Regions from separate parts of the Mus musculus genome. Here regions 1, 2, 3, 4, 6 and 7 are each linked to region 5. Evidence: chromatin loops called from intact Hi-C (ENCODE). Cell type or tissue: left cerebral cortex. All regions are shown on one strand. Region 1 has its middle 47 kb from the start of Gm34637. Region 2 has its middle 64 kb from the start of Gm34637. Region 3 has its middle 4.1 kb from the start of Gm34696. Region 4 has its middle 52 kb from the start of Gm34637. Region 5 holds the start of Gm34489 (a long non-coding RNA gene). Region 6 has its middle 16 kb from the start of Gm35104. Region 7 has its middle 91 kb from the start of Gm34637.

Evidence for each region. Hi-C counts contacts between places; a loop is a spot of excess contacts. Peaks named below come from ENCODE experiments on the same cell type or tissue, not always from the same donor. Only the 100,000 strongest peaks of a DNase experiment are listed, where the experiment ranks them.
Region 1: a loop joins it to region 5, with 5 times the contacts of the local background. A loop is called at or near these places in 15 of 42 quality-filtered maps.
Region 2: it touches region 5 in a loop (2.8-fold over the local background); 6 of 42 quality-filtered maps call a loop at or near these places.
Region 3: it touches region 5 in a loop (2.6-fold over the local background); 2 of 42 quality-filtered maps call a loop at or near these places.
Region 4: a loop joins it to region 5, with 3 times the contacts of the local background. A loop is called at or near these places in 16 of 42 quality-filtered maps.
Region 6: a loop joins it to region 5, with 2.4 times the contacts of the local background. A loop is called at or near these places in 5 of 42 quality-filtered maps.
Region 7: a loop joins it to region 5, with 2.2 times the contacts of the local background. A loop is called at or near these places in 3 of 42 quality-filtered maps.

The regions. Positions count from the first base shown.
Region 1 is chr12:12,621,314-12,625,313 of GRCm38, reverse strand. No RefSeq gene overlaps it. Among named protein-coding and RNA genes, the nearest start is that of Gm34637, 47 kb to the left of the region's middle. In left cerebral cortex, a CTCF peak has its summit at 2,152 (motif pointing left); a DNase peak (open chromatin) is centred at 2,179.
Region 2 is chr12:12,603,683-12,607,682 of GRCm38, reverse strand. No RefSeq gene overlaps it. Among named protein-coding and RNA genes, the nearest start is that of Gm34637, 64 kb to the left of the region's middle. In left cerebral cortex, no CTCF peak of the experiment used is centred here; a DNase peak (open chromatin) is centred at 2,028.
Region 3 is chr12:12,706,944-12,710,943 of GRCm38, reverse strand. No RefSeq gene overlaps it. Among named protein-coding and RNA genes, the nearest start is that of Gm34696, 4.1 kb to the right of the region's middle. RefSeq lists an enhancer at 1-3,532. In left cerebral cortex, no CTCF peak of the experiment used is centred here; a DNase peak (open chromatin) is centred at 1,557.
Region 4 is chr12:12,615,496-12,619,495 of GRCm38, reverse strand. No RefSeq gene overlaps it. Among named protein-coding and RNA genes, the nearest start is that of Gm34637, 52 kb to the left of the region's middle. In left cerebral cortex, a CTCF peak has its summit at 1,766 (motif pointing left); no DNase peak of the experiment used is centred here.
Region 5 is chr12:12,418,539-12,422,538 of GRCm38, reverse strand. It overlaps Gm34489 (a long non-coding RNA gene), which reads right to left and starts at 1,498. Exons shown (of 3, transcript XR_381260.2): 1 at 972-1,498. In left cerebral cortex, a CTCF peak has its summit at 1,547; DNase peaks (open chromatin) are centred at 1,080, 1,513, 1,989 and 2,724; H3K4me3 peaks cover 411 bases; H3K27ac peaks cover 318 bases.
Region 6 is chr12:12,779,774-12,783,773 of GRCm38, reverse strand. No RefSeq gene overlaps it. Among named protein-coding and RNA genes, the nearest start is that of Gm35104, 16 kb to the right of the region's middle. In left cerebral cortex, a CTCF peak has its summit at 2,066 (motif pointing left); no DNase peak of the experiment used is centred here.
Region 7 is chr12:12,576,848-12,580,847 of GRCm38, reverse strand. No RefSeq gene overlaps it. Among named protein-coding and RNA genes, the nearest start is that of Gm34637, 91 kb to the left of the region's middle. In left cerebral cortex, no CTCF peak of the experiment used is centred here; a DNase peak (open chromatin) is centred at 2,427.

The sequences.
Region 1 (4,000 bases), 200 kb before region 5:
AAGCTGGAGGAAACTGGTGTCCTGGGGGGATGGAGATGACTGTAGTACCCATACAAATGGTAGGTAGCAAGAGGGTCTGGACCCAGTCACATACCCTCCAACACTTGCAAACCCCCAGCTAGCTGGCTGTGGGTAAAGTCCTGTCCTCAGGGAGCTTATGTCTCTGCACTCAAGGAGCCAGGATGGTACTTCCTGAGAGCAATTATTAATCAGCAGTAACAGTGGGGAACCTAATGAAGGATCATAGCACTGGGGCTCAGCAGCCTACAGGGCGCTGAGTGTGGTTAGGGAAAAGCCAGTTTCCTCTCACCCTTAAGGTGATCTCTTGCTAGCCCCAAAAGATAGCCTAGAAAGTCCTGCCTACATAAAGCATGCCCTAGGACATATCATGAACACTTGTAGGTGGACAAGGAGTTAGCCAGACTAATGGAGCAGACAGAGGGACATGGAGATGGGAGCTGTTGCCCCAGGGTCTCTGTTACTTTCCTCTCATACCCTCTCACCTGAGGCTCAGCATCCTTTCAAAAACAAAAAACAAAAACAAACAAACAAACGAAAAAAAAGAGAACGAGGAAGAAAAGGCAGGCAGGGATGAGTGAGACTGTTCTCAACAATTGTTCTACCAATGGGCTGCCGAGCTGTGTGGTCCCAGGGAGACCCTTTCAAGGCTTGGTCTTTTGTGTGTGGAGAGGATGGTGATAAAGCTTTCCTGCTCCTGTGGACCCTGAATGAAAGTCAGTGGTTGAAAAGAGCACGTGAACTGGCTGAGTGGGGAGGCAGCCACTGAAGGCTCCCTGTGGCATACCAGCCTCTGGGAAAGCCGGGCTGTCTGACCTGGTGTTTTGGCAGTCACGTCACTTGCTTCAGGTCTCAGTGTATGTATGTGTGTGCACTTGAGTGTGCAGGTGTCTGCGGGTGTTTGCTGCTGTAGCGAAGGGCTTGGTGGAGGGAGTGACAATCTTGTCATTCTGTTTTTCTAACTCTGTAGGATAAAGCCTGTCCTCTAAGTTTAGTCCTTTGCCTGGCACCTGTCACGCATGGGCATGTGTGCACATGTTTGTGTACTGTGTGTTTGTGTGTGTGTGTACTATGTGTGTGTGTATTGTGTGTTTATGTGTGTGTATGTGACTGTGTATGTATGTGTGTGTGTGCATAGAAGTCAGAGAACACTTGGCTGTGGTTTCTCAGGTACTAACTATCCACCTTGTTTTTAAGACATGGCCTCTCAGTACCCAACACTGGCCATCCAGGCCGGGCTGACTGGTGAGCCCCGGAGATCCATTTCCCCCGGGTTCGGATCAGGTATGCCTCCCAAGTCAGTCGTCCTTTTTACTTGGGTACTGAGTAAACTCCGGTCCTTGCTGCAAACCCTTTACTGAATGAAGCATCTCCAAGAGCCCAACCTGTAGCCTTTCACTCTGCCTTCCCATGGCCTTGTCACTGAAGCTTCTTGTCCTGAGAGCAGGGACTTGTATCCACTGTGCTCTGCTCACTCCCAGTCCACATGTGTGAGACTCCCTGGGAAAATGCGCCTCACAGTGAAGCCAGGGAGGAAAAAAGAGTTGGTCCTGTCTGATGTCTCACTGCCTTCCTACACTGTACTGGACATGCCAGTCTAGATAGTCTCAGATAGGATTCTAGGAGGGAGATATTTCCCTCCCATTCTGATGCAGTCATCAAGGCTCAGAGATGAGCTGTGAATAGCCAGTAGCACAGTGGTCACCAGGAGGGGAACCCAGGGCTTTTATTTTATTTTTCTGTCATGAATTCTGAGGCATGACTATCATGCTTCCAAGACCACTGACAACGGTCCCTTCTTCAGGCAGGTTCCCCACGTGGGAAGCTTGTTCCTTCTCTTTGGATCCTCAGTGTTTGAGGCCGACCTTCTCTGTGACAAGGCCACTCTCATTCTCACTCTCTTATTTCAATTTTACCCAGAGCTGGTGTAGGACATGAGGAGTTGAAAGAATGAGTTCTACACCGTGGTCTGTGCAAATGTAGAAAGCATTCTTCTTTCTCGGGGCTTGTGTTTCCCAGTTAGTGATATAGGCTTAGTCTAGAATGCTACTGTAGGGCCTCTCCAGCTCTGCATTGCATTCTTAAACATTCTTTTCTGAAATCCTAGCCTGTCTTGCAGCAGCTTCATCCCTCTGGCTAGCCTGTCTTAAAGCACAGCGCCACCTTCTGGAGATGAGCTTACTATGGAGTCACAACTTGTCCCCTCACCAGCACTCCCAACCCTCCTCATACACACACACACACACACACACACACACACACACACACACACACACACCCTTTGGCCTAGCGTCTGGCTCTGGATCCTCCCTTCCCTGAATGCCAGGCTGGAAACCTAATCAGTAGTCCCTGTCTGTCGGCTGTGGGCACCGCTCTTCAAACTTGCTAGGCAGCTCCAGTGGGGAGCCATGGCTTTCTTTCATCCAGAGGTTCTGATGCCTTTCCAAAAGCTAAGAGCTGGGGCCACTGTAAGCACACTTGAGTCCCGAGGCAGCTAAAATATGTAAGGGATGTGTTCCTTTGGAAAGCAGAGGCAGAAACAGCTAGGGTCCCCTGCCCCCACATACTTCCCTTTTTGTTTTTGTTTGAGGGATAGAAATCATCATCAGAAAAGTAACCAAGGAGGTCCCCAGATATTCTCAGATTCAGTGACATATTTTTTATTTTATGTTCTCAGTTGGAAAAAAAAAAACAGTCAAGAAAAAAGACATAGAAGGGGTGTGTTTGGAGTTGTCTCTGGGCACCTGGCCTTTGTTCATTTGGTGTCTGTCTTAAGCACATACAAGGGGCTACTCTTATGCTGTCATACCTAGATGGACTGAGGACTCAGTTGCCACAGGCTTTTGTCCCAGGGGCTGTCTGCTAATTACCTGTGGGATGAAGTTCAGACTTGTCTTTTTGTTGGAGAAACTCAATTGCCTCCAACGAGATAGGCTATGTGTGGCTTTAAGAACCCGGAAGTACACCCAGCATCTATCTGTCTGGGGACATTAGCTGAATAAAGTCTAGACATGACAGGTAAGAAGGAGCTCTGGTCTCAGAATTACCATGCACGCCCTGCTTTCTGTGCTTGTAAGCATCTTCCCTCTGCTGTCTGGAGCACCTTGCTCTACAAGGGGAGAGTAGATACAGATTTCTAAACTCTCCAGTTCATGGTTCTAGGAGTTAGTTGCCTGCTGAGTTTTCATCCCGACTCTGCCTCTTAGCATTAGACGTTAGGTTAGAACAGGGGCAGGGAGGTGCACGGGTCTATTGCTCTGCCTGAGCTTCTGGGTTCTACCTGCTTGCAGGGTTCTTCAGGGGCAGGGGCAGGAAGACCTATTTGGGTTGTGCATGGTTCCATGCTTAGAGTCACCAATGACCGTCACTGAGGTTCCCGTCCTAGCTAAACTACAGGAGTTGAGAACAGTTTTGGAGGAAAATGTAAATAGTTCCAAACGATGCACTTGCTTGCTTCCGTTCAGTCTGGTGGTCCTGCGCAGAAACACCCGTGTGCCTAGGTGCTAAATGAAAAGGCCCACAGGGAGGAAGTCCAGAAGGGTGCTACTCTGCTGCCGGCACCCAGCCCTGTGGCAGTTGGCGGGAGCTGTTGGTAAATCGCTTGGAATCCTGTGGGTACCTTGCCATGTTCATTGAAGATATTAACACCTTTTGTCTAGAGCCAGAAGCCGGCAGTTCAGGCACCTGGTGCTAGACTTAGCTTGTCCAGTGGAGAAATTAACATCATAAAACTCAGTTAACAGAGATGCCGTGGGTTTAATTAGTTCCTTAACAATTAAAGAAGAATTATGAGAGCTCGGGTTTGAGCTCTTCAGCTTCGAGAGCAATTCGGATGGAGTGGATGGCGCTGGTTGATGTCTCCCCTGAAATTCTTGCTTGACAACGTGATTTGGGGAATTATTTATGTTGCCCTGCTTCCAGGCGAATACATACACTTTCCTATAACCCCAAAGGAAGTACTTCCTGGTTACCTCCCTAGCAA
Region 2 (4,000 bases), 190 kb before region 5:
GCACCTCTAACATACTTTACGATTTAAGAACAGATTTAGATTCCTAGAGAGGCCACTATGACAACCCAGGGCCTACTCTCATAGCCTCTCACATCACAGTATATATGCTATGATTGAGAAATGAGCATTGGCTCATTGTTAACCAGCTGAAGCACATGTTTTTTTTCTGATTTTCTTTGTTATACATGATCATCTCATCCTGGATGCCATGTCTCACTTCGTTGTCCTGCCTCCGAGGGTCCTTGCTATTACTCACCTTGTCAGTTTGGGGAATTCCAATCTAGTATTTTGTAGAAAACTTTCTTGGGATTTGTCTAATGTTCATTTTCACAATTAAGCCAGGAGGAAGACTACAGAGGCAGAATAACTATTTTGTGGTACACTGACCTTGAAGGAGAGCTCATATAACAGAAATTTGACTCAGTGAATTCTGCACAGAAATTCCGAGTCTTCTGCCACAGGCTTTGCGTGTTCCAGGATCACTCGACTTAACACTATGACTCAAGGACCACTCACTATGTTGAGGTCTCATATGGGCAATCAGCCCTGTAGGGGGCATCTCTATCCAGCCTCTTCACCAAGTTATACAGCTCTAGAGCATCTCACAGGACAGCTTTACACAGCTTGCAATACAAGGCTAAGAACTTTGTATGCAGACGGGCTCTCTAGCATCTGACATCCAATTCTCGGTTTCCCTCCTTCCCCTAGCCAGGCCCCTCACAGTTCTGAAGCCGATGGATCATCACTCTACCCAAAGATTCATGACTAAGGGGGGGAATATTCCCTCCCTCTTCATTCATAATTCCCTTCTTTTGGTTTGAATGTGAAACACTATTTTTTGTAGACAAATCTCTTATCTTTTTTTTTTTTTTTGGACAGGGTTTCTCTGTATAGCCCTGCATGTCCTTGAACTCACTTTGTAAACCAGGCTGGCCTCGAACTCAGCAATCTGCCTGTCTCTGCCTCCCAAGTGCTGGGATTTGGGATTAAAGGCATGTGCCACCACTGCCTGGTTCTTTTTTTTTTTTTTTTTAAACAATTCCAGTTGTTAGTCCCCTCCTGGTCTGCCTTCTAACTGTTCCTCATCCCATACCCCCTGCCCAACCCCCAAACCCCACCTCACCAGACTTCTCTACTACCTGGGACCTCAAATCTCTTGAGGGGTAGGTGCATCTTCTCTCACTGGGGTCAGACCAGGCAGTCCTCTGCTGGATATGTGTCAGGGACCTCATATAAGCTTGTGTATGCTGCCTGGTTGGTGACTCAGTGTCTGAGAGATCTCAGGGTCCATGTTAGTTGAGACTGCTGGTCTTCCTATAGGGTTACCCTCCTCCTCAGCTTCCTCCATCTTTGCCCCAATTTAACCACAGGGGTCCCCAGCTTCTGTCCATTGGTTGAGTGCAAGTAACTGCATCTGACTTTTTCAGCTGCTCGGTGAAAGACTATTTTTTATGTGTGTGAACACTTGGTTTACAGTAACTTCGGGGAGGTTGTGGAACTTTTGGGGCCAGGAGACCCAGATAACAGAAGTAGATTGCAGTAGGGCAAGCTTTGAAGGTGATATACTATGTTTCCTATCTTCTGCCCAAATGTGACCAGATGTTTTATACTCTTGTTGCCTTAGATCAAACCTACCCAGCTACCATGCCTTACGTACCATGCTAAAGTGTCCCCTCTGAGTCATGAGCTAAACTAAACTCTAAATTCCTGATCTCATTTCTGTCAGGAATTTGGCCACTATCAACTAGCAAAATAACGACTGTTTAATATCAAAATTGACACTGTTGCTGATGAACCAGAGAGTGGGGTTTGTGGGCCTTCAGGACTTGTTTTGTAGGAGGAATGTGGAAGAGTTTAGAGCTATAGGCAATAGAAGCCCAACGATGCTGTCAGCAGACATTAATGTGCACTTCTCATGGGAATGTGCATGATCATGATGCCAACAGAGATGAAGAGAGTATGGGCTTGGTTCTTGAGGTGTCAGCTAAAGAGATGTGCCAAGAACTGGGCTAGAGGCCATTTCATGTTGTATTCCGAAAATGAATTTGGCGGCATTCTACTCATGTCTTAAAACTCTGAGTGAGACTGCATTCACAAGTAATGGACTAATTTACTTGGCAGAAGAAATTTTAAGACAGCATAGCATTTGGGCTGTGGCAGAGTTATCACTGCTTTTAGCCAGATTTATAGTGAGCAAAAAGTAGAACAGAAAGTTATAAAAAAAAATTGAAGTTTGTCAAGGAAAGGGTTGCAAGAACATTTAAAGTTTGCAGACAAGGCAACTGAGGACAAAGGAGTTGTTTTAAAAAGATAAACAAAATAAAAAATGGACTGCATGATTTGTACAAAGACAACAGAATTGAAGCTTTGAGGATGAGACTATTCACTGGACTTCAGGATGTAAAATCATGAGGCCATTTGTGAACCCTTTCCACTCATTCAAAATGGAATGCCCAAGGAAACAAAGAGCCCTGTCTCTCTTGCTTCAATAGCCCTCATGTCTACTCTGTTCTCCAGCCTTCGCATGGCTATAGCCTAAGTGAGGCAGGGTACATTCCAAACTGGAAGCAGAACTTGGCACCATTCCTGTGATGTTCCTTTTACCGTTACATAGAATCCAAGAGCTGATGAGGCCAGGCAATGTGTAGCAAAGGTGGATTCTGGGAGGCTCATGCATTATGAAGTCATGAAGATGAAATCTTTGTTGTGGCAGTGACTTCAAGTATAACAGAGATGATGAGAACATGAGACCTTTGCCAATGAAAGCTATAAGCATGAAACAGAGCCCGCACAAGAGAGAGCCCATGCCTTCTACATGTGGTGATGTTGGTTTTTTGTTTTTTGTTTGTTTGTTTGTTTGTTTTCCCCGCCCCTACATGTGGCAATGTTATAAAAGGACACTCAAGCTGCTTGGAGCCCAGGTGCTACTGCCACAAATTCAGATGCTGAACGTGGAGCCACAGGGTTTCATCCTTACCTTGCTGGCTTTATTCTGGTTGGGTCTCATCTTTCCTAACTCTTCTTCCCTTCTTTCTTTTTGGAATGGGGATGTTTATTGCACAGATTGCAAGCATGCAATTCCCTCCACTCTCTCCTCTCTACCTCCCCATCCCCCGTGTCTCCAACCCCCTCATTCATGGCTAAGAGTTTTCTGGAAGAGATTGGCGTTTTGAACAGTGTTAGAACTCAGGTGGCAGAGAGATTCTTGAAATTGTACTGAATGTGTTTTGTGTCATAGTACAGTGGGTGATGGTGGAGGTGGAAGGTTATGGAACCTTTGGAGACAGTGGCCTAGCTAACAGGAGTGGGTTGTTAGAGGGAATGAGCCTTGAAGGCTACATCTGCTCCTAGTTCTGGTCTGAGCAATCTGCCTTCTGCTGCAATGTGAGCAGCTGGCTTGGGCTCAGCCTGCCATGAACCAGGGTGAATCTGGTGATCTCTCTGAACTGTGGAACAAAAGGAATCTGTCTCCCTTAAGTTGTTCTTTCAAATAACTGGTCACTAACAGTGAGAAAACTCAGGACCATGGACTTTCTTTGTTCGTATGCCTGTCTCTATAGAACGAGTACTCTTATGTGCAAAGGTTTTTCATCCATTATTTGTTTCTCTGCTACGAGGCATGGTAGCTGATGCTTCATGTCTCCAGTGAACAACTGGCTGAATCATTATGAAATGGCTTTGTATCTATGGGGGTCAGTGGTGGGATATTATGGTCTGAGTATGAAATGTCCTTGCTGGGCAGTGATGATGCACACCTTTAATCTTAGCATACCAGAGGCAGAAGCAGGTGGATCTCTGTGAATTTGAGGGCAGCCTGATCTATAGAATGAATTCCAGGAAAGTTAGGACTACACAGATGAACTGTGTCTTGAGAACCAACCAACCAAATATCAATAAGTTCACGTGTTTGAGTAATTGGTCCCCAGTACACAGTGTTGGCTGGATGACTCTCTACAGACATACCTATAATTGTCTCACTGCATTGTAAATGGCAGTGTCT
Region 3 (4,000 bases), 290 kb before region 5:
ATCTGAAAATGACAAACACCAAACCAAGGTGGACAGCAGCCTAAGAAATCACGCACGTACACATGCATGCTATTCATTGAAAATCAAGTTCAGAAAGTACATTCAAATCCTACTCTCTTGGGTAGAAATATCTTTTCTAGAGCACAAAGTATGATTTCACACTTGCAAGTAACTGTTGTTAGTTTTCTATGTGAGGTGTCTGATTGGAGGAGATCTGTGTGTCTGGTTGCTCTGCACTCACGTTTAGAGTACTTTAAAGTGAGGGATTCACATTTCAAGACTTGAAGACAGCCATAAGAAAAGTCCATGTGCTTCTAGGTCTACATAGCCAGACCTGGACCGGTTGTGTAGGGACTATGGTGAGGCCCAGCCGTCTGGCTGCTTCGGGGACCACCACTAGCCCCTCTCGGGGCCTCTTCAGTGTTGCCTGGAAACCCTGCAACAATGCCTCCCAAGCAGCCCCATGATGATCTTTTCTGAAGTGGCAGCCCCTTCAATTATTTTATTTCCATTATATTATGTTAATTAAATCAGCGAAAAGAAGAGAGCACAGGCATGCCCAGAGTGGAGTGGCTCTGAAGGGTTAATCGGAATGGCCCTGGCTGAGACTGCTAATAGAGAGACAGCAGCAGAGGGGACAACTTATTCCAATGGGCCCAATGTAGACAAACTGTCAGGAAGCCCCATGGGCCTGGTTGGCCTGCATCTGGGTCTCCTGGAGACCAGTGCTGCACCAGTGGACACAACAACAGCTGGAAACAGCTATTCCAACAACTATTACTGTTACTCCAGTGACCCGTTAGCACTTGCAGAAACATCCATGGAAAGCTAGCTTCAGATACCTGCAGGGCGGGGCCTGCTGTAACAACAGTGCCAGAATACTCAATGTTTTAGTAGTCGTTTATTCAAACTTCTACAATTAACTTTTAGGTTGACCTGACAAAATGGAAAACTAGAGCTCTTTGGTTGGCATTAGAGCTGGGCTGGAGGTTAGCCCCCCCCCCCCTTGGATGTGGAGCACAACTAGAGAAGTCAAGTTTAGGGGACATTTCGAGAATCAGAACGGTCTTTTCTAGGCTGCTGCATTAGACATCTTCAGTGAGAGCCCTCAGCCATAAAAATGGGGCCTCATGGAATTCTAGAATATAGGTGATGCCTTTTGGCCTCAACTTATTTGTCTGTTCAATGGGCATATACTTCATATGTGGCTTCCTAGACTCAGGAGTTTTTGTAGTGGGCCCTTTTTGGGCAATGTAGATGTTCCTGGGAAATTGCCCCCACCCCACCCCGCCCCTGACATTGTCCTGAAGGGTGCCTTTGTGCCTCTGTAAACACAATGTGGAGTTGTGAAGCAAGAACATGCTCTGAGTCATTATTCTACTCTGTGCTCCCTGGCATTCTGCAGCGTGTGACAGGAGCTGGGGAAATCTCACTCTTCTCTGGCCTCTAGCTTGCTGGAGTTGGGAGACAGACTCACTTTGGCCCACGATTTCCTCCCAGTCTGCAGGCGGTGCCATCCCTGATCCCTTAGACACCCCGCAGCTGTGGCATCCTCTCATTTGAATACATCAGCAAAAATAGCAGTGCACCGCCTTATGTTTAAAAGACGACGGAGCAATTACTCTGAAGTTGATTTCCTGCTCCCTGCCTTTCCAACATTGCAAATCTCCTCAGTTTCAAAATTAAGTTGTAAATGAGATTTGAGTTCCACACCACCCGCTTTGTTCTCTCTCCAAGAGAGAGAGAGAGTCGAATCGCCAGTTCAAAGAAAACGTACACATAACTGGAATTCAAAGGCGGTTGGAGGGATTTTCTTTCTCTTAATCTTGGTGACTGGGCTCACCATCTGATTAACCTTCTACAGCCTTTACTGCGAAGAAGCAGGTCTTCAGCCACCTCTCCCAGAGATTTCCCCTCGTTTGCAGGACAAAGCCCTGGATCAGCACCGCCATAACCATGGAAACAATAGCCAGCCTTCTGTGTGTATTCATTTTCCAAAGTTGCCTCGACTCTGTTTTGACCCATGCATTCTTCCACATACTTTGCTGATTGAGAAACTGAAGAACGAGTCGGAGACCATTTCTTTATAACTTTACACAGGCTACAGGTTAATTTGTTCATCTCGCTGGCTGACTCGAGCTGTCTACTGCTCTGTAGTTTGCTCTTTAATCTTGTTCTTTGTTCTCTGTGTGGTTTTTTTGTTTCTGTATTGCTTTGCTATGAGGTCTCATTATGTAGTCAAAGGTGACCTGGAAGTTGCTATGTTGCCCAGGCTGGCCTCAAGCCAATGGTGGTCCTGTTTCAGCCTTCTGGGCTCTGAATTCACAGGCATATACCAGTAAGTCTGATTTCTTTTCTTTTCTTTTTTTAAATCTGTCTTTCTCTCCCTGACTCTCCTTCTTCCTCTCTTTCTTCCATGCTGACACTGACTTAAAACTCACCATGGAGCTGAGGCTGCTTTTCCTCTTCCGATCCTCTACCAGGAAGTGCTGGGATCCTCTACCAGGAAGTGCTGGGATCCTCTACCAGGAAGTGCTGGGATCCTCTACCAGGAAGTGCTGGGATCCTCTACCAGGAAGTGCTGGGATCCTCTACCAGGAAGTGCTGGGATCCTCTACCAGGAAGTACTGGGATCACAGGCCCATGTTTCCTTCCCTTCCCTTCCCTTCCCTTCCCTTCCCTTCCCTTCCCTTCCCTTCCCTTCCCTTCCCTTCCCTTCCCTTCCCTTCCCTTCCCTTCCCTTCCCTTGGAGCCTGTCCTGGGAGAATATCTGAATTCTCCATGGGCTCGCTGGGCCTCCTCTGTCCTGACCCAGTCTAGCTCGGAAGGTATGAGAGTTGAGAGCCATTTATTCAGCTGCTACATGTGAATATTCTCCATGTTTAGGCCTTACGTCTTGCTCAGTGCTGGGCCCTACAGATGAATGTGGTCTTGCTTCTTGAACAAACTAACAGCTCTTATTGATGCAAAATCCTGTCTTGAGGCTGGATAGATGGCTTACTGTACAAAGCTTTTGAAACACAAATGTGAAGTTGGATCTCTAGTACTCAGATAAATGCTGAGCGGGCATGACAGCCCACCTGTAATCCCATCATTTTCGAGGAAGAGAGCTTCTGGTCTCTGGAGCAAACTGGCTATCCAGAAAATTGTCTTTACCAAATCAGACAATTGTCCCTGCAATTAGACTGATCAGGTAATTACATCCAAGCCAGGATACTGTGAGGGAGAATGATTAGGGACTCATAATAACCATGCCATGAAACAGGTATGAGTTAGGCCACTTCCCATCATGTGAGAATGCAGGTTCTCAGGCTACACTGCATCTCCTGGTGTTGGGCTGGCCGTTGAATGTGCATATTAGTATGAGCATCAGTACACTGATGCTCAGAGCCCATCTACTGCCATATCTTATGGAACTCTTTTCTGGTCCTCTTTATCCTGGGGACATGTCTGAGTTCTCCATGGGTTCTCTAGGACTCCTTTGTCCTGATATGTTGGAGGCTGGAAGGAATGAGAGGTGAGGTCTTGCTGGGGGTAGAAGGCTAAAAGTCCTAAATGTCTCCTAAGGACACGGAAGTCTAATTTAGTTGAGATTCCATTAAGTGTGAAGAATGGAAGATACCCATGTCAGGGTGGCTCAGTGGTGGAAGGATGGGCTTTGGAAGTCAAGAGGAAGCAGTTTGGAAACAAGACCAGGAACACATGTTTCTTAGGCTGGAGAGATGGCCCCTGAGTACAAGCATCAGTTACTCTTGCAGAGGACCTGGATTCAGTTCCTAGTACCCAACTTGATGACTTGTAACTCCAGTTCTAGGACTTACAGTGACCTCTTTGGGCCTCTGCAGGCATTGCATGAACACAGTACATAAACATGCACACAGACAAAACATACAGAAAAGGGAAATACATTTATTTCTTTATTTTTTAGGTATGACTTCCTCTCTTTCTTGAGCTTGGAAAGCTTTGAAAAACACATTTATTGTTGTTTCTTGCCCCCCTT
Region 4 (4,000 bases), 200 kb before region 5:
GCATCTTACATCCTCAAAAGAAACACAGTTTCTAGCACTCCCGCTCCTGTAACCATACATCAAGGTGCCCTCAGGCAGAAGCAGGCCATTCCAAGGTTCATAAAGCAGAAACACATTCTCATCCTGCAGCTCCCGAAAGGCGAGCTTTCCTGTAGACAGAGGTCACACAGCCTGGCCACGAGGGGTTCCTGAAAGTGGAGGGAATTGAAGAAGGGGCCCAGGAGAGAGATGCTCCAGTATGCCCTAGAGACTGCGGAGGGAGCCTTTTCAAGCCGGAGATGGCTCCAGGTGGCTGGCATTTCAGAAGTCATTGTGTTTCCTCAGCGGAGGCTGCTCTTTTTTGGATTGCCAGGTGCATCTCTCTCTTGGTTCAGGAGTGGAAGCTGAAGGGCTGGGAACCAGTTCCTAGTTAGCAACTTGCGCTGAGATTCTGATCTGATTAGGATGGGTGGGGAGAGAGTGCTGAACACAACAGCAGATATTAAAACACAGCTATGTGTGCTTTGTGCTTGGAAATATGGATTACTCAGGCCACTCATCTGTGAAAACTCAGAAGGCCTCCTCAAACGCCCCTACAGGGTTCAATAAATGGTCCCAGAGCATGCATGCCCGTAGGAGTTCGTAACTGAGAGACCAATAGGCAAGAGAACACTCAGTTCAAAGTCTTGTTTGTTTGTTTTTGTTTTTTACAATTTACTTGTGTGTGTGTATGTGTGTGTGTGTGTGCATGTGTGTGTGTGTGTGTGTGCGTGTGTGTGTGTGTGTGTGTGTGTGTAGAAGATGACACTGAATCCCCTGGAACAGAGTTGCAGGTAAGCTGTCTGACACCGGGGCTAGAAGCTGAATGCAGGTGTTCTACAAGAGTAATAGATGTTCTTAACCACTGAGCCATCCATCTCTCCAGCCACCAAAGACTTTGTTTTGTTATGAACAGTTTAAAGTATTACAAGAAAAAAAGCCAAGGGCATGATATATACATCATTTAAATTATAACCAGAAAAAAAAATCAAGTCCATGACATATACCTTTGTTATAACTTAGTGGAATATGTTATAGGCTGTGTCCAAAATGTCTTTACATAGTGCCAGGATTCTGTAAACATTTTGCCTTTTATGATGAAAAGGATGTTGTAGAGGTGACTGAGTTAAGGACCTTGAGATGAGAGATTATCTTGGTTTATTTGAACACGCTCAATGTAATCCAAAGGGCCCTTATAAGTGAAACAGGATGTGACTGTAGAAACGGTGTCTTTGTTAGAGTTTTCTACTGTTGTGATATAACACAATGACCAAAGCAACTTGGGCAGGATTGGGTTTAATTCAGCTCACAATTTCATAAAACCTTCTGTCAGAGAGGGAGATCAAGACAAGAACCTTGAGGCAGGAGCTGACACCAAGGCCAAAAGAATGTTGCTTGCTGGCTTGCTCCTAGTGGCTTACTTAGCCTGCTTTCTTATAGCATCCAGGACCACCTATCTACAGTGTCACCATTCCCTGTAGGATAGGTCAATTCATATCAATCACCAGTCAAGATGTCTCACCACATACTAGGTCATAGATCACTCTGGTGGGGGCATTTGAGATGCAATTTTCCAAAGTGACTTTAGCCTGTGTCATGTTGACATAAAAACTAGCCAGCACAGACTGTATAACTACAGTTCAGAGCACTTGCTGAGTTTGGTTCCTAACACCCACAGAGTGACTCATAGCTGTCTATATCTCCAGCTACAGGGATTCTAACGCCATCTTCTGGCATCCTCCAGCACTGCATTCAGATGACATACATATACATACATGGAAGCAAAACGTTCAGTCACGTAAAATAAATCTTGGAGCAGGAAGAGAATGAGGAAGAGGAGGAGCAGAAGAAGGAGGAGCAGGAAGAGGGGCAGGAGGATCAGCAGGAGGAGGAGCAGGAGGAAAGGGATACCACAGTGTGAGGCAAAGCCAGAAAAGATGGGATGATAGAGTAGCAATCAGAAGGATACAGTGTAGAAGCTGGAAAAACAATAGCAAGGCTAGAGCCTACAGAAGATGCACAGCATCCCTAAACACTTTAATTCAGCTTAATGGGACTATTTCTGAACTCTTGGACTTTACGCTCATAAATGTGTATTATCTGAAGCCACTAGGTTTTTAAAGGTTTGGTACAACAGCAAGAGAAACCTAGCACAGGACTCATTTTGAATCACGCTTGTGAGAATGGCAAGAACTTGTGTCGCCATGCTGGAGAGCTCAGTCATTTGCCAGACTTCGACCAACCCATACATGTTACAATGCCTGTTTGCCATCTTGAAGACAGTAACAACCCCAGAGTTTTATAATGTACATCGGGAAGAACATAGTTTTGGGGGAGTGGGCTTACTAGGACCAAACTGAGGGCCTTGTACCATACTAGGCACTAGGCTAGCACACTGTGCCTGCAGCCATGGTGGGGGTGGGGGGCGGTGGTATCTACAGGATAGGGAGATGGAACAGAACTCACAGAGAAACGGTAAGAGCTTCTACTCTGACGAGTGTAGAAACTGCTAGAGGTCACGCTGGGAGAGTCAGAAAATATATTGAGTTTAGTTTGGAGGACTGATTAAAATGCAGGCAGGTGACTGAGAGCAGGGACTAGGACTATATCCTAAACAAGGCCACATATGATGTACAGTTCTCAGAATGTAGCTATAAGGTTGGGGATGACAGTTCCTGACATGGACAAAATCTAGACATTGCCTACAGAGAAGATAATGAATAACAATGATAACGATAAAGATAATAAGTAACCAACCATCAGCTCAGCACGCTTTAAATAAGGTTGAAAAGATCAGTATATGCTCCTGAAAGATCATATTGGCCATGAAAAGAATTCTAGATGAAAAGACAAAGGGCTCTTTGGGAAGTTAGCTGTTCTATTTTATGTAAGAAGAGAATGGTTCTTAGAGAGGACCCTGGAAAGTCCTCTCTGTCTGCTTTGGTTGCCTGAGTAGGCTTTGTGCTCCAGTGTATTGCCTCTGGAGAGTGAGGCCATACATATTTCTAGGTTTGGTCCTTGGGCCAGGCCCTGCCATAAGTACTCACACTTACTCTGAATGATCAAAAAACCTGGGCATGCTGCTTTCTGCTCTGGAGACAGAAAATCATATGGGTTTTATCCCAAATCGCAGGGTGCAAGAATTCTACCTTATCTGTAGAAACAGTCAATACATTTCTGTTGTCTATAATATACAGCACAGAAGACTCTGGATGCTGGAGGTAAAGAAAAAAGTGGTTTGCATGGGGATGAAGGTATTATGAGGAACGTTCGCTGACTGCTGAAATGAAAACCAAAGCATCACAAAACACCTGCCCTTCCATTCTCAAAATCCCAGAGACAGCGACGGAAGCAGATCCCAAGCCACAGTGACTTGCGATGTCAGAAACCAACAACTGAACACTCATCATGGATCTATTGTGGAACTAAAGAATAGCTGCTAATGCTGAGAGGGACAGAGTACCCTTCTGATATCACACCAGCAGGATGGTGAGGGGCAAGTCCTTGATTTCTCTCTCTTGGGTCCTTGAAATATACGGGAAACCTTGGCTTTAGAATGAGTCAGAGGTACTGGAGAGCTACTGAGGGAGTACAAATAGGACTGAAAAATTAATATTATTAGGAGAAGTATCACATTATCATGGAACATTTGAGCTGGAGCTCTCGGTGGCCCACCCACTTGTGTATTTAATGATGTATTTCTGGGTGACTATTTGTTCATAAACTCTGTGAGAAGCAGAGAGGGTACAGGGCAGGCTTCTCTAACAGGTGTTTCCCTGGCAACGGGTCTCAAAGTGGAACAAGAAATAATGATAAACAGTAATTTTGTACTTGGGCCCTTTTCATACCTGTTAGATAGATGTTTCTTGTAGGCTCAGTGTCGTAACTTGCAAAGGGATTTCTCGACAGCTCTTTGATGGTATTTAGTTTGGAAAAGCACTCTTTCCATTGTTATTTCATTAAGATGTTGTTTTCAAATAGC
Region 5 (4,000 bases):
GTGACTTGAGTGGCCAATTGAATAGGGTTTGGAGACTCTCATCTCTTGCCCCTCTATAGTTTATCTCAGGGGTCTTCAACAACCAACTCTTGGAGTTGCTAGAATGACTCTCAGCCTTGGTCTTTTGGAATGGTTAGAAGAGAGTCCTGTGCTCCTCTAAAAGTACACTGGAGGATTTTGTGACAGAAAAAAATAACTTCTTTCATGTTAACATGCTTGGTTTTACCTGTGACACCACATAGTGGTGCTCTGACCAAAGTTTACAGATAAAGTCACCGCAACGCAGGCAACTCATCCTGATCACACATCTAGCAAATGGAATACAGTCTGGACGATTTTAAGTAGTCTGGACCCTTAGTCACATATTACACACACTCTTATGGACTGGAAGTTACCAGAAAGGAAAGACTGTGAGAGAGGTAGAGGTGACATCAGGGACTACGTAGTCTAGTGCCCCTTGGTGCCTGCCAGGCTCTACCCCAAAGCTAAGGAGGCAACTCTAAGACTCTGTAACAAGATGATCCAACAGGCTGACAAGGATCCTTTTGCTGAACTCCTAATAGCTCGCTGGCTCCAGCATTTAGCCAGACTCTGGAATGTAAATGCAAACTTTAATCTCCACCTTTACAGATGGGAGAATAGAAACTAGAGGATAGATAGCCCACCAAAGGCCAACCTGTTGCGAGGGGATAGAACAAAGTTCGAATCTATCAAACTCCGAACTGTTCTTATAACCATCATCTATGACTTTGCCTCACGTGAGGGCGAGGAGCTGAAGATGCCCATGGACAAGCTTGAAGTGAAGAACGGACTGTAGGAAAAGCCTCCCATGCTTAGCTACTGGTGTTCATTGCTCATTTGGAAGTCATTACCACATGTGAGGTGGCCGCGCCTTTACCAAGGTACCATGAAAAACAGCTTCCCAGTGGAGTTTCCTTTATCCATCTGCTTTGAAGCACATGTCTGCTTACCTTTGGTGTCTGCCCTGAGCTTCCTCCAGAGAAAGCCTGAATTTAGTTCCTCAAGGAGATCTCTGAGCTCAGCACTCGTGGGTGGGCAGCAGCTTGCCTTCAAAGGGGGGTGCAAAGCGCTCACTCAGTGGAAGAGTGGAGGGGGCGAGTGGGAGGCTCCATTCCCATTTCACAGACGGGAAGACTGATGGCAGTGAATGAACTTTGCTGCTGCCCACAGACTCTCACAATAGCCACTGATCTTATAATTTCTATAGCCCACGTCTATGGATCCGCAAATCACCAGAGTGAAAGCCGATCTGGGCCCAGTAGGAAGGAGACGGTCCTTGCTGTAGCCTATTGGACCCACTTGCTAAAGAGCTCAGCTCCATCTCCTCCCCTTCCGATGGCTCAGGGGTCCCCTCTGCTGTGATCCACAGCTCTGCGTTACATGGGTCCCCGTGAGCCGTGGGGTCACCGCGCCCTGCGGCTTCCTTTGTCCCTGCCCTGCCGCCGCCTTGGCGTCTGCAGCAGCTCAGAAGCCGGAGCAGCTACGCAGGGCGTGCCGGGGCGCTGCTCAGTGCACTAGCACCATCTAGGGGTAACTGGGTGAAGCCCAGAAAGCAGCGGGCAAGCTGACACCTCAGCCTTCCCCAGACCCCCCTTTAGGTTTTGTGGTTAGAGAGGAAGTGGCAACAAGCCCACCCTCTTGGCTCTCTCTCTCTATTGAGATGGCGTTCTATCTCCAATCAAATTCCATCTTTTAATGGTCGCTAACAAACAAGGAGAGAAACTGAGGCTTTGGAGGGTTGGCTTAAAGATTTTAATACAAATTATGACAGGACAAAGGGCAGAACCAAGTGTTCAATCTGTGCATTTGGCCTCTACTTCCTGTGTGACCTTGGCCAGATCAAGTGACCCCAAGAGACCTAACTGTGTCACTTAACGTTAGGAACTGTCCACAAGGCCTTCCTTGGTCCTGCTTGCAGGGAAGGGCAAGCCAACCAAGAGAAAGAACAGTGCAGTAAAACCCTGCCTGAGCATGTGAATCAGAAGAGATGAGTCACTGGTCAAGATCAAGAAGAAAGGATGTCTGAGAAAAGAGCCTGCTCCATAAACTTGCCAAATTATCCTGCCCACAAAGGCAGGGCTCCATCACCCTCCAGGCAAAGGCAGCTCCCTTTAGACTCTGGCTTTGAGGCTCATGGCCAGGGTTATTATCTCCATTTTACAGCTGAGAAAATCGAGGCAGAAAGAGCCATAGATATTTTCTCAGAGTTGAGTCCCAGGGTAGCCAAGAGTGACGTCATCATTTGCTCGGGCTGAGCCCCTCTGAGTCTGGGTGGGAAACTACTTAGGGAGATTCTGGAATGGTCTGGAAATGTGGTGTGTGTGTGTGTATGTGTGTGTGTGTGTGTGTGTGTGTGTGTGTGTGTGTGTGTGTGTGTGTGTCTTTCTCTCTCTGTGTATGTGTGTGCTGGGGGGTGGGAGAGCAACCACTTTGGTCTTACCAACTATAAATGGGTATGCCTGGAATTGTGTTAACATTGCCTTCTATGACATTTACCAAGACCACAAATTTGAAAAATAGCTGAGTAGGTTCATGTACAGACAGTTTACACAAGTTTAATAAAACAGATTTTTTTCCCACGTGACATCAGTTGCAAACCAGGATGCAGGGAAGGGTGCTTCCTTGAGAGCCCTCTGCCATCAGAAAAAAATACAGTGGGAACTCCCTGGGAGTCCAGGATGCTGGAGACAGATGACTCAGCCCTGACGAGATACTCATGGGAGAACAGAGATGGCTCGGCAAGCCCCACTACTTCTGTCAATTCCCAGAACCCACATAAAGGTGGAAAGAGAGAACTGAAGCCACAAAGTTGTCTGACAACCTCCACAGGTATGTGAAGGGGCCAGTATGATACCCACTCTTGCTCCCACATCATGCACACCCATGCACATGAGCACACACCCACAGTAATAATAAATAAATTAAACTAGTTCTTTTGAGAGAGGTGATATGCACACTAGAGGATAGTGAAACATGCTCAGGTGGTCTTAGCACAAAGAGCTACAGAAACCCTGTGGCCATGTGGCTTTTGTGGTGGTCTCTCCCCCAGCCCCTCCCCTGCCCAGAGCCACTCTCTGTCCCTCCCCTCTCCCAATAGACAGTGCCCCACTGGTTCTCTGCATCTTGGGCTTCCCTGAAGCCTCTTTTCTATAGTATACTGACAATATCCCTGTGGCTGCCAAGAACTAGGGTTGCACAAGTTGACTTCCCCTCCTCTAACTAACACAGCTGTGTCTTAACCCTGCTGTACCTTGTAGCCAGGCCACTTTGGAACATGCTGGGCCAGTCATTTGTATAGACTTCGATGATTGTCCTAATCTCTGAATGTGCCCCTCCATTTCAGCAAACAAAGAGGGCTTATTTCTTATCCCTAGTATCCTCTGTGATTCAGCCTATATCAATCTGTCCTTTACCAGATTCAGGTCCTGTGTCTCATACATTGTATGCTCTTGAGACCCTGGGCTGTGTTTAGTCTGTGCCCTATATATCCTACTGCCATTCCAGGAGAGCCTATGTGATGGCTTTCCAGAAATCTTGTTGAAGTAATGATCCCCTTAGACATTCAGTCTGTGTGGATCTCAGACATTGAAACAAGAAGCTGTGAAGTTGAAAGTTGATGTGGGGACCCCAAGATGTTAAAGATGCCAGAGCCATGGGATACTTGCTGGGATATTTGATATTTGGGAGCTAGACCCAAGGCCAAATTATTCCCAAATACCTGTACAGGCAGAGTACATACGTCTCATTACATGCATCCCTCAGAGGAACTATGCCTCCAGATTGGCAATGTATAAAAACTCGTCTAATTTCTGTTGTTAAAAATCTATGCTCCTTTTGAAGGCACAAAGAGCAGTTCCTTTTGGGGTCACGAAGAGCAGCCGAGGCTTGGCACTGTGAGAGGCCATGGAAGGACATTGGTGAAGGTGCAGCCTTGGTTGCAACTAATGGCTCAGTACTGAAGGGGTCATGCAAAGGATTT
Region 6 (4,000 bases), 360 kb before region 5:
CAGGTCAAAGAGTTATACAGGAACATGCAACAACACAAATAGAGATAGTTTACTGGGAAAGAGAAAGGCTCTCCCGAGAATGAGAGTGGGTTAATGAGACAGGGTAAGGCACACAAAAGTGCTGGACCAAGAGGCTTAGGATCCTTTATGTGTGTGGTTGATACAGCACCTACTTCTCCCACATAAGTGTGTGTGTGTGTGTGTTTCGAGATTTTTTTTTTCTGTGTCACCCTGGCTACCTTATAATTCACTCTAGACCAGGCTGCATTTGAACTCACAGAGATCTCCCTGCCTCTGCTGGGATTAAAGGCACATGACACCAACGTTTGAAATATCATTTGTATTTTGTGAGCTCTTTTCCCCCTGAGCATTGCACGTAGCCCAAGTGAGGAAGGGCTTGTGGCTTCTCTGGTGCGCTTACCTTGATGCTCTCTCTTGCCACCCGACCCCTCTTTGTGATGTCCCAGGGGAGCCACAACAGCAAATTTAAAATTTATCTCCCAGGGAATTTACAATCTGGGGAGAATCAAATGGCTTCAGAGGGACTCAAGGACCCTCGAGAACACTCTGCTCTTGGGAATGAATCCAAGTTCTCAGATCTGGCGGTGAGTTTGAAATCACCGAAGTGTCAGTCTGCACTCTCAGGATAAAGCTCAAGTCCAGATTTCCTGAGCTGATTCAGGCTCAGGCCTTATTCCCCTCTGCAGCCTTGGAGCCATTGGCAGCTCCAAAGTGTCCCACTCTTCTCCCTGTCTCTCCTCTGCTCCGCACTGGAGACTGATTGCCCTTTCACCTTTATACCTGCTTGGACCGGTTTACTCTCAAAGTTTCCTCAGAAGTCACCTGCTCTGAGATATTGTTGGTGGGACTGGGTTTCCTTGTTCCTAGGAGCCTGTCACAGCATGTGATTATCTGTATCAGCACCATCTTGTCTACTGGACCACGGAGAGACCCTGGGGCACCTTCAGCTCATCTCTAGATCCTAGCTGGCACCGCAGCACCTGGCTTGGATGAGGCAATGGGTGTCAGGAGCCATCAACAGTGCCTGCAGCTAACACAGAAGAGCCTACTGTGCACCAGGCTCTGTGTCGACACGTCACCTCAGCATTCCTACTAATTCTTGGAGGGCACTACCTACATTTTACTCTAGAGGGAACAGGGACACAACAAAGAAACTTGCAAAGGTCATAAGAGAATTAAGAGATAATTCAAACTCTGGAAGTTTTCCTCCATATTCTTCATTTCAGACAATAGTGGTGGGGTTCAGAACATGCTACCCCAAAACACATACGTCACCTTAGCATGTGAGGAAATTAGAGAAGCAGGAAGACTTTCTGATCCCCACTCGCCTTGCTTGCAGAATTCTCCATCTCTTCTCTAAAGTAAGTCATAGCATCCCTACTCTGGGGTGGGATGGGGTGGGGGTGTCTTTCTCTAAGACAGGATAGAAACACAAAGACACTTGGAGGACCATGAGAAGGAAAAGGAACCCTTCATCTTGGAGACTAATTTAAGCCTCTTTCCATAGAGAAGGTAGAGTTTCAGTGCAATTAACAATCGCTTAAGGGCTTTCTCCTGACCCAGCTGTTAAGTCTGGAGTTTCCTAGGAATCTCACCAGAAACCCTGGATACAGGTACATATTAAAACTGCTTGTGCAACCTAGTGGCTCCTGGTTTTACTTTGTCCTGTTCAAGGCCTCTCCAGACCCACTGAATAGTCTGTCTGTCTCACCAATCAAAAGAGAGAGAAAGGAGAAGATGCTTCCAAAATGTATATGAATAATGCTAAAATAATTCACTGCAGTTTTCCCTTGAGAAGCCTGCAGTCACACTTGGTCATGACTTATGTTCTTTCTGAGTGTCTCTCTTCCTCCTAATCCTTGCGCTTAATGTCTCTACTAAAGCATGTTTCAGGGGCTGGAAAGATAGCTCAGTATTTAAGAGCATTGGCCCCTCTTTCAGAGAACCAGGGTTCAATTTCCAGTACCTACATGCTGGCGCACACCCATCTGCAACTTTAATCCTAGGAGATCTGATGCCCTCTTCTGGCCTTTGAGGGTATCAGGTGCGCACATGGTACACAGATACATGCAGACAAAAACACTTGTACACATTACATTAACTGATTAATTAAAAAATATCTAGTAAAATCTCCAACAAATTTCATATTGGTTAGACCTGAAATTCTCCCTCAGCCTCTTGAGTTCAGGGAATAGAGGTGAGCATCACCACGCCCGGCTAATCACAGGATACCTTCCAAGGTCAAACAGGCAACAAACATTGAGTAGATTTAAAACAACAAAATTCACAAAAATTGCACTGGAGTGTCTGGCTCTGAAGTTGAAACTCTTGTTGAAAAAGGAAAAAAAAAAACCAGAAAAATGAAAATTTGAGCCCTGTTTATAAATGTCTTAAGACATTTTCGGTCATATGCCTTTGTCATTCTTTTAATCCTCCTTAGAAGTGTTTGAATCCACGGACAGCTTCTACTGGGTGATGTAAATCCTCCCCACCATCCCGAGTTTTCTTCATATGCCTAGCATGTGCAACAGAGTTGTTGTGTCAGGGACAGCTGCCTCCCCAGTGCTGACACGGTCTGGATAGGAGATGCCTGTGAGTGGCATCTACTCTGTCATTCGGAGTAGATGGCCTTGTTTCCTCAGTGGGAGCTTGGGTTGAAACGCCTTGAGCCTGGAAGTGGGTGAGTGACCAGGGGGAAAGTTGGCCTTATCATGGCTCCTCCACCTTTGCCTTTCCACTGTACAGCATCTCCCTTGTGGATAGCTTGACTCCGTAGTCACAGAACTGGGTGGGAGGAAAGCAGTGCTCATCTAGGGTGCAAATGTTTCCAGTTGCCTCCCTCACCTTTCCCAATCTTCTCTCTCCTGCTTATATCTGATGAGAGACAATAGATAGTAGACACATCTGTAGACACATCTCAGTTACTTTTGTGTCCCCTCCTGTCCCCGTCCCCATCCTCAGAGCACATAGCTAGACCCTCCTATATTTTGTGTTGTGTCTCAGCTCTGCAGGTACGGGTCAAGCTCAGTTTCCCCAGGCAGTGACTGTGTCAACGTCCTCAGTGTCTACTGAAATCTGGCACAGTGCAAGTGTTTAGAACACGCTTGGTGAATGAATGAATAAATAAATAGATGGAAAACAAAGGAAGACAGTGACAGATTTTCTTTTATTTTAAAGCTCAACTCAGTGGAAAGTAGGTCTTTATTTAAGGACTTTTCATTTGCAGCTCATGGGAATTCGGAATGAAGCCCCAAGGTCGTGAGTTTCTCTATTTTTGTTTTGCTTATTATACTTCTCTTTGGGGTTATTTACTGATTTATTTTAGCTTTCTTTTGTGGCTCAGTTGCTGCTTTCTTTGTTTTAATTCTGCTGTGATTTAAATTGAGGCTCCTTTGGAAAATCTGACATTGGAGGTAATGAAAAGTCTCTAAACTGAAAGCCTGGGGACCCTGGTTCTAATTTCACTGTCACCAACAAGATGGACTTTGAGACAGCCCCTCCTGAGTCACGGTGTTTGCTTGTTCACTCATAAATCTGTAAGATGTGGTAGTAGGTGGGGTGATCTTGATCGCCTTTGTTCTGCTGACAGTTTTGAGGTTCGATTGGGCAGAGAGGAAATAGCTTTTCATTTTGTTCTGAACCTGTCTGAACTCAATGATATGTATGTGACATGCACTAGTTTTTTTAAGGTTAAGAGTAATTCTTCTAGGCCAGTGGGATGAGCAGAAGATGATGAGTTATGTCATGAGAGGACCTTCTCTGCTGAGATGGTGACAGGTACCAGGGTCTGTGTCCTGAAGCAGCTCAGGGATGAGGAGCAAGACATCTGGGCAGAGAGAAGTGAGGCTGCATCTTCAGGTGTGGCCAGGTCACAGGTCACAGGCTTCTGTGCAAGGGTTGGCAGGTTGGACTTGACTCAGAACTGAAGGGAAATCTTCAAAAGACTTATAACAGGAGAAAGGCAGCCTGTTGTACAGTG
Region 7 (4,000 bases), 160 kb before region 5:
AGGGCTAGAAAGGGGAAGTGCCCCCATCCTTCCGGGCAAACCCCAGGGCGTGATGAGACGGTGGGTGGGAGAGGAAAGCAGAAATCTCCTTTCTAAGCGTCTGACACCTTGAGGCATTAGAATAGCAGAACTTTCCTGGGCTCTCCAGCATCAAGTTCCCCAGTGTTTCTGCCAGGGATGGAATGCAAACCCAGGGGCAAGCGCCCCCCTACCCCCTCCCCCCCCCCCCCCCGCCAATCCAGAACACTGGGCTCACGAGTCCTTTGGACTCACGTGAGAGATAGTGTCTAACTTTCTCAGGGTTGATGCAGAGACTAGAGACCAGTCTACCTCATAAGGCTCCTTGAGGTCTCTACAGGGGCCATTGTGTGGAGTAGCACCAATTAGCTATTAAACAGCCAGAGAAAAGCCCCTTCTTGATTTGATTTTCTGCAGTTGGACTCTGCGAAGCCAAAATCTGAAGCAACTCAACTTTGTTTAGCTCATTTCTGGCCCTAAGGTTCCTTCCTTTGATTTACAAATGCAAATGAATTGATGATTATTTTGAGCAAACTCTTTCACTTACTCCTTTACTCAAACCATACTCATTGATCCCTGCTTGAGGCTAGAATGGGAGACCTCACACCCAGTGGTTTTATATCACTACCTTCTGTAAAATGGTGATTGGCAGGAGCTAGTACCAGCTGTGTTCTGGCTTTGCTTGACTTATTTATTTATTTATTTATTTATTTATTTATTTTCAAGACAGGAGCTCACATAGTTCAGGCTGGCCTTGAACTTGCAGAAACCTCTCAAGTTCTGGGTTTATAGGCATGCAGTGTCGTGCCTAGCCAAACCATAATATCTGTTATTTTTCGTATGAGGATTAAAAAATGGTCAAAGGGGGCTGCGGTGCCCATCCTGGGCCTTTGCTCATTTGATTATGGTGGTAGATCATTCCTACCTGACACATTCTGACCTTGTGTAGTTCTTTACATTTTAGACACTGTTTCTTCCTTGCGTTCATGACTGGACTTCTCCATGGGGATAGAGGGTGTGCCTGACCAATAATTTTCCAGGCACAAGCACGGTGGTGAACTAGAATTGATGGAAAGGGAAGATCAGCCTTCACCAGCAAAGCTCCCAACTTGGCTATGTGGTAGAGGACACAGAGTTTGAGAACTGAGTTGAATTTGGCAACATTTGTCTCTGAGATCTGACAGCCTAAGGGAAGAGTTCAAGCAGGCAATGGTGGCCTGGGCAGCAGTAAGCAAGCGCCAGGCCTGCCCAGTAAACCCTTTTATCTGCTGGACAGTCACCTCTGGCCATCCCATGGTGTCTGCAGGCAGAATCCCACACAGTAAAGCTCCTGTGTGAGGAGTAGCTGTAACATTCCGGTTGGAGGAAACGCTGGCCAGGGAGCCAGAGAAGCTGCTGCCCGTACCCTCCACATGTGCTTGTGCTTCTCCGTCCCCTAAGTCCTCTGAGCATTTCTAAAATGAGGCAATTAGAATAGATTAGCCTGAAGATCTGTTCCAGAGTGAACGCTTCATGATATTACTCGGGCACCAGCACACATGGAATAGTTTAATTATCATTATTAAATATGATAGCCCCCAGGTTGCCAAGTATGTGAATAACAACAGAAAGGCAAGACCCCCTCTTTTTTTTTTTTTCCAGAGTCTATTTTTTAAAGCTTCCCCCATCATCTTCACCTCTTTAGGCTTCATCTGGATATTTCATGTCAGTGTAATCCAACTCTGTCAGATCTTTTGGATGATCCAGGGAAGTCTGCATCCTCACCTGTCCCAAGTGAGGATGTCAAGGCAAAGAAAAAAAGATCTGGCCTCCAATCTCGCAGCCACAACACACACTGTGGCCAGCTGGTCATCACACAGGCTATCTAGAATCCTGATGAAAATTCACTGTTGTCATGTGGAAGCAGTGCCTGCTGATTTCATTTTCTTCATTCATTTGAAAGTTACAAACAATACCAGGAGTTACTTCTCTTTAAGGTGGTATGTAGTGACCGTGCCACAGGTCGATGTTTTCATTACAGTTCTAATTGCATGGAAATACCTTAATCTCACCAAGCCAATTCACTTGTAGCTTCTAAGACTTTAATCGACTAAAATTTCTGTGTTAAGGCAAAACCAAACAAACTATACTAAAATGAGAAAGAGTCATTTCTAATCAGCCTGACCCCCACTCAAGGTACTTCTGCTAGAATCTTCTCTGACCCCTCTCTAATTGTCTAATTAATGCAGTATTAAATTGACACCAACCAAATGGGAGCTGCATTGTGTGCTAACAGTTTGGGCAAGCTGAGAAGAAGTGTAATTTCTGCACGGAAAGCCAGATGGGAGGAGGGGACAGGAAGAGCTGTGTGCATGCTAATTCGCAGTTTGACGGACTCTCTTTGTAAAAATAAACACTTCGGCAGAAAATCTAAGGAAAGCAAATGCCACCCGTTTCACATCACACAATGCCTACTTGGAGATAGTGCTCATTTCCAACTGTGTTTTGCAAGTGTCACATCGAGCTAAAGCAGAGAAATTCGCTTCTTTATACTATTGCTGCCATATTGGCTGCTGGCTGCAGAGACTTGAGCAGAGGTAGGAGGTACACCCAGCATTGTGTTGGGAGGATATGTTCTGAGTTCCTTGTCCTGGGACTGGTCAGAGGTTCAGAGTCCTGTGCAGGACTCTAGGTTACCACGCTTAGCAGATGTAGGCATGCCATTGGTCACAGTTTGGGATGGATCCAATTAGTCAGGCTATCCTCCTCAATCAGATCTTCAACATCTGGTCTGATGGAAAGGGAAGAGTTACAGGAGAGGCATAAGCAGAATCAAGGATAGTTAGTAGGGCCAATGACGAGCATAGAGGTCATCTCTAGAAGAGGCAGGACATGGGGACATGCCACCTGGATCATCCAATCTTGCTGACACAGTGATTGGGAATGAGGCCAAAGGACACCTCTAGCTACATGAAGAGCTGCCCTACAGCTGCAGAGACCTGCTTCGTGCCAGGGTTACACCTTTTCAGGAAGCTATACTAGGTGCCAGTGCTAAACAAGAGAAACATGGGAGGGAGCCCAGCATGGATGATCTGAGCGACAACACTGTCGCCAATGAGCCAATGCTGAGCAGTGAGCTTACATCACAGTTCATCTTCTCTTTCTGCCCCTGTTGTCTTTCTCCTTCTAAAGCACTGGTCTCTAATAAAAGACCTAGCTTTCCAATCCCATTTCTCAGTATCAGCTTCCAGAGTCCTCAATGGGAAACATTACAATTCTGTTTATTTAGCCCCTATCTATTTTCTTTAAGCATTAGCCATAAGATCCCATTTAAAAAAAAAGACTCTTTGCATAGAATGCATATACACTAGAAACTAATTTTGTCCTGCTTAGGACTTTAGGCACTAAGAGGTGGTTTGGAAGCACCCAGGAGGACATTTTGAGCCTGCACTTTGTATGGCTGGACCCCCAGAGTAGTGGAGAACAGAGACTGACAGTTAGCACTGTCAGGAGTTAACTCCTAACACTGAGGTGCTAAGCAGATCGCTCTGACTAGAGAAACCCCTGGGGATATAAGCAGATGAATCTAGATAGCCCAGGCAATTGCTTCTAAATGAATTGAATTAAGCCCAAAGGCCAATTCAATGCTGAAAAATAGCCTGGGGTTGGGGACAGGGGCAGAGGGGCGTTGCATTTCCAAAGAAAACAAACAAACTGAACCAAACTGCTTGTTTTTCCTTGGGAACAGTAGATCCCTGATCCCCTGAAATGGGATCTACTCTAGGGCCAACTGTTTTACTAGACAGAGATAGAGACTGTCACAAAACTCCTAGCAGAGATGGTGAGATACTAGAAAAACCATCACAACTTCAAAATGCCATGCATAAGTGGTATGGGGAGATCCATCCCCCAAGTGTCTCTGCCTCTCATCTCAAGTGCTACAAGGAGTCTATTTAAGGAGTCCTGTTTAGGGAATTGGATGTAGCCATCCATAAGGAATGAA